2 separate regions of the Homo sapiens genome follow, and region 1 is linked to region 2. A link is a loop called in an ENCODE intact Hi-C map of the cell type or tissue named here. Cell type or tissue: MCF 10A. All regions are shown on one strand. Links, peaks and the distances in the headings refer to the core of each region. The heading gives the core; the rest is flanking DNA. Region 1 has its middle 18 kb from the start of CSNK2A1. Region 2 overlaps NRSN2 (neurensin 2).

What was found. Hi-C counts contacts between places; a loop is a spot of excess contacts. Peaks named below come from ENCODE experiments on the same cell type or tissue, not always from the same donor. Only the 100,000 strongest peaks of a DNase experiment are listed, where the experiment ranks them.
Region 1: a loop joins it to region 2, with 11 times the contacts of the local background. A loop is called at or near these places in 5 of 110 quality-filtered maps.

The regions. Positions count from the first base shown.
Region 1 is chr20:560,517-563,325 of GRCh38, forward strand. No RefSeq gene overlaps it. Among named protein-coding and RNA genes, the nearest start is that of CSNK2A1, 18 kb to the left of the region's middle. In MCF 10A, for the core only: a CTCF peak has its summit at 1,380; a DNase peak (open chromatin) is centred at 1,375.
Region 2 is chr20:353,203-356,011 of GRCh38, forward strand. NRSN2 (neurensin 2) reads left to right here. Exons shown (of 5, transcript NM_001323682.2): 5 at 8-1,660. The coding sequence ends at 433. Among named protein-coding and RNA genes, the nearest start is that of NRSN2, 7.5 kb to the left of the region's middle. In MCF 10A, for the core only: a CTCF peak has its summit at 1,438 (motif pointing right); a DNase peak (open chromatin) is centred at 1,459.

The sequences.
Region 1 (2,809 bases), core at 212-2,711, 210 kb after region 2:
CTGGTCTCAAACTCTTGGCCTCAAGCAATCTCCCCATCTCGGCCTCCCAAAGCACTGGGATTACAGGCGTGAGCCAGTGTGCCCAGTCTCTGCACAGTTTTGCTCTAAGTCTAAAACTTCTCTAAAAAAGTAGTCTATTAAACATAAAAAACAAAATGAAAACCCCCACACATTGTGTTTATATGTAAAATAGAATTCGGTCCTTGGCTCAGATAATTAAAAACAAGGTTTTTACCTACACTAATTACCAAAGGGAGATTTGAAAATCATGACTTGAGATGCACTGCAGGATGTCTGCACCCTTGCTCCCCTCCTGCATGGCCGGGGCACCCCCTGGTCACTGGGAACTCTCCAACACTCTTGGTGACATTGCCCCCTTGAGGATCTCTGCACTGGATCTTTGCTCCCTCTCCTGCAGAACCCACAACTGCTGACTTACTGATCTTGGGTGATGTCTGATTAAAAAGTCTCCCCAGGCTTAGGAAACTCAAGGTGCCACTGTGGACACAGCTCCCACATTTCAGCTTCCAGAAATCCTGCTTCAAATCCAGATCCCAGCACTCCCTCATTATGTGGACTTGAATGAGTCACATCAATTTATTGAGCTTCAGTTTCCCCATTGATGGGAAAAAGGGTGATTGATAATACCTGCCATACTTTATATTCATAATGAATATAATGAGTATATTCATTAACTCAGTAAATATATATTGAACACCTACTGTCTGTGCTGAGAATTCAACAGCGAGCAGAACAAACATCTCTGCCTTATTGGAGCTTATGGTCTCGTGATGGGGACAGACAAAAATCAAACAAATATATGAGATAATGTCAGTGATAAATAAAAATAAGGCAGAGTCACAGATGGAAAGAGGGTAGGGCAAGGGATCCTTGGTAAGTGTCGTCCTGGATGGCTTCCCAGAGGAGATGGCATTTGAACAGGGCTGGGAATGAAGTGAAGGAACGTGCCACGAAAGTCTCAGGGCGAAGAGGCAACAGCAAACACCAAAACCCTGAGGTGGGAATGTGCTTGGTGAATTCGAGAAACAGCAAGGAGGCCAGTGAGGCCGGTGGGGAGTAAGAGGGAAGAGAAAGTGAGGACAGAGAGATCTGGAGAAGCCAGACTCTGTAAGGAATTGGGGGTTTATCCCAAGTGCAGCAGGGAGAAAACTTGAAGAGTTATTTACTGGGGAAGGCTTCCTGTGTTGTGTGCCCTTGCAGGTGAGAAAAGGTGATGAGCCCACTCTAAAGCCAACTCTATGGCCCATGACCGTGGTCTGGGACACTTTGAGCAGAAAGCGTCCTGTTCTCCTTGGAGTCAAAGGATTGGTGACAGTGTCTGCCATGCTGTAGTTTCCACAAAATACCACCAGGTGACGACTCTGGGTCACGCTTCTAACTTGTGGGTTCTTGATTCCTGGAGGGCTTTTGCTAAAACACAGACTGCTCCTGGCCCCAGCCTTCCAAAGCGCTGGATTACAGGTGTGAGCCACCACACCTGGCCTGACAGCCATGTTTTTAGCTTTTAAAAGCAAAACTTTGGCATTAGCACTATCTCTGTGAGAGGGGCCGATCATTCCTGTTTTCCAGATGGGTCTATGAGGCTCAGAGAGGAGAAATCATTGTCTCCATGAGCAAAAGTGATAAAACTGGCACTCGGCCCCCATGTCTGCCTGACTTCAAGGCCCCCAATCCTTCAGGGATGCCACACCCATGTGCCCAGTGAGGCTCTGGGAATTTTAAAAACTCATCCAATTTAATCCTTACAACTGAACAAATCCCATGCAACGTTAATGTCTCCATTTTAGAGATGAGAAAACTGAGGACTAGAACTGAGAAATAAGTCACCTGATGTCGCTGAGCTGTTCTAAGGCTGACATCATGCATTTTGGAGTCAGAGAGACCTGAATCTCAACTCTAGCTCACACTCTCCCTAGCTATGTTCACCTGATTTCTCTGAGCCACAGTTTAAGATGGGAATAAGAGCCCCTCCTGCTTGGTAGCTGTTGGTAATATTTATGAACAAATCTAGGCCTGGGGCCTCTTAGGCTTACAGTGGCACCAGCCTCTTCTGTTCTGGAATCAGGAGGGAAAGTGATTGACCCGGCATTGGCCATCCCTGGCCTGGCTGGGATCAGAAGGGTCCTGGAAGGATAGGCAGTACCCGGCAAAGACTGGGGAGGGAGCTTGCTTAGCAGAGGTGTGAGGGACCTCACAGGAGTCCCCACAGGGTGTCCAGGTAGGCATAGGTATGGACGGCTGGACAGGGACTCCAGTTGGCCAACCAAGAACAGGGATAGAGCTTGGGCTTTGGGGTCAGGCAGCTTGAAGCTCTGGGTTCCAGCTCCCAGATCTGTAAAGTGGAACAGTAATGACTCTTCCCTGTTTTGGATTATTGAGAGGACCCCGGGGAACAGTGGGCTCAGCTGGAGGGATGACATTCTAAAGTGTTCTCTGGGACCTTAACCCCAGTCTCACAGGAGATGGGCCTTTGACTGTGGCCTTTCTGAAACCTGAGAATGTTAATGGTCACATAACGTTAGTAACAGTGATGGCAGATAACATCTGTCATGGATTAGAGGCCACTGGGAGGTTCTCCCTCACAGTTCTGGGTTCTTTGGATCAGAAACATGGCACAAACACACAGCCAAGGGTGGTTTAGGGCCTTGCAACTTACAAAGTCCTTCCATAGCATTGCACTGCACCCTGTGTTAAGATAAATTCTCCAAGCTTTAAGCACTCTGCTAAGTGCTTGACAGGCCTTATTTTATTCTTCCAAAACACTTTGAAGTGGGTGTTGCCTTGACCC
Region 2 (2,809 bases), core at 181-2,680:
TCCCTAGATCAGCCTGTCCTCGGGGACCCTGCTTCTGCTGCTGGGTGTGGCGGCTCTGACCACTGGCTATGCAGTGCCCCCCAAGCTGGAGGGCATCGGTGAGGGTGAGTTCCTGGTGTTGGATCAGCGGGCAGCCGACTACAACCAGGCCCTGGGCACCTGTCGCCTGGCAGGCACAGCGCTCTGTGTGGCAGCTGGAGTTCTGCTCGCCATCTGCCTCTTCTGGGCCATGATAGGCTGGCTGAGCCAGGACACCAAGGCAGAGCCCTTGGACCCCGAAGCCGACAGCCACGTGGAGGTCTTCGGGGATGAGCCAGAGCAGCAGTTGTCACCCATTTTCCGCAATGCCAGTGGCCAGTCATGGTTCTCGCCACCCGCCAGCCCCTTTGGGCAATCTTCTGTGCAGACTATCCAGCCCAAGAGGGACTCCTGAGCTGCCCACATGGCCTAAGATGTGGGTCCTGGATCCTTCCCCCCTTCTCACCATAACCCCCTCTCAGTGTTTCCCCAACTTCTCCCTTTTAGCAGGGTCCCTTTAGAGCCCAACTCCAGGTCAAATCTGGAGCTCAAATCCCAGTGCTCCCTCCCCAGGAGTGGGGCCCCAACTCTTCCAAGATACCAGCATTCCTCAAGTCCTCCCAAAACTTCCTACCCACACCCTCTTCCCAAGGCCCTCAGGGGCAGAAAACATCTCCTTCAACCCGTCCCCACTCCTTCCTCTGCATGACCTTGGGCAAACCCTTGCCCTTTCAAGCCATCAGCTCCTGCCTCTCTGCCATGAGGGCTTTGGATCAGATTCCTCTTCTCGCCAGGATGAGGACACGCACTGCCCTCCATAGACACAGATGAAGGGGTGGGGGTCATTCAGCTCGAATGGGTCCCAGATGCTCACTTGGCCTTTCCCTGCAGGATGAGTGAAGACGTTTGCCTCTCACAGTGTGTCTTCTACCTGCATTTTGGCATCAGAGCCCCCCAGCCCACCCACCACAGGCAATTACTAGCCCTAGTTGATAGGTGAGGTGGGTGAAGAAGGCTGGAGGTGACATGTCCGAGGTCACACAACAAAGCAGCATGCAGGAACTAGAAACACATCTTCAGCCTCCTCCTGGGCCAGCTCTTGTGCTACAGGTGGGGCGGAGCCAGCCCCTCACCTTCCTGGTTCCCTGAGGGTCCTCAGGGTGGAGGACAGGTTTGGCCCAGAAAGACTAGCCAGAGGCCTGATGGTCCCAGGTGGCTCTGGATATACTTTGGATATGGATTTAAATGGTCTCTAAGAGCCGGGGGTAGGGGGCAGGAAAAGTGGGTTGTCTTTGCCCCTCAAAGTCCACCTACCTAGAAACCAAGCCCACGGTCTTGGCCGTGACCCTGATAATAAATGGGCTCTCTCAGAGGCGCCAGCCCCTCCCTCCCCAGCCGGAGGCGTCATCTCTCTTCTGTACCACTAGAGGGAGCTCTGATGCAGCTGGAGAGCAGCGCTCAAGGCTCTCGCCCCTCCCCTCCCTAACCCTTACCTTCAGTCTCCACCAGCCTGAAGGGCCTCCTAGGGGATCCTCAGGCGGCCCCCACCAGGGCACACCCTACTGTCCTTGTGCCTCACGCCCCCTCCTCATCCTGCACCCCTTCCATCCCACCTTCCCTTTCAATAAACAGCTGGGATGGATACTGACTTTGTTTCCTTTCTCCCTGGCCACTGGGGCGTGGGGAGGAGAAAGACACAGACTCAGGAGCACCTACTGTGTGCTGGGCACGACCCATTATTTCTCATTCGCTCCTCAGGATAACCTGTTGAGAAAGGAATTATTGTCTTCTTTTTTTTTTTTTTAAGATGTTGTCTCGCTCTGTCGCCCAGGCTGGAATGCAGTGGGGCGATCTTGGCTCACTGCAACCTCTGCCTCCTGGGTTCAACCAATTCTCCTGCCTCAGCCTCCCAAGTAGCTGATATTACAGGTGCACGCCACCACGCCTGGCTAATTTTTGTATTTATAGTGGAGACGGGGTTTTACCATGTTGGCCAGGCTGGTCTTGAACTCCTGACCTCAAATGATCCGCCTGCCTCGGCCTCCCAAAGTGCTGGGATTACCGGGTGAGCCACCTTACCCAGACTTATTGTCTTCATTTTACAGATGCGGTAACTGATGATCAGAGAGGTGAGTGATTTATTTTTTATTTTTATTTTTAATTCTTTTTTATTTTTTTCGAGACGGAGTCTGGCTCTGTCACCCAGGCTGGAGTGCAGTGGCACGAGCTCAGCTCACTGCAAGCTCCGCCTCCCGGGTTCATGCCAGTCTCCTGCCTCAGCCTCCCAAGTAGCTGGGACTATGAGTAGCTGGGACTACAGGTGCCTGCCAACACACCCAGCTAATTTTTTGTATTTTTAGTAGAGACAGAGTTTCACCATGTTAGCCAGCATGGTCTCAAATCTCCTGACCTCGTGATCCGCCCGCCTCGGCCTCCCAAAGTGCTGGGATTACAGGCGTGAGCCACCGCGCCCGGCCTATTTTTAATTCTTTTTATTTCAGTAGCCTTTGGGGTCAAAGTGGGTTTTGGTTACATGAATTAGTTCTATAGTGATTCTGAGATTTTAGTACACCTATCACCTGAGCAGTGTATACTGTACCCAATACGCAGTTTTTTATCCCTCATCCCCTCCCAACCTCCCTGGACTCAGTCCCCAAAGTTCGTTATATCACTCTGTATGCCTATGCATCCTCATAGCTTAGCTTCCGCTTATATAAGTGAGAACCTACCGTATCTGGATTTCCGTTCCTGAGTTACTTCACTTAGGATAATGGCCTCCAGCTCCACCCAA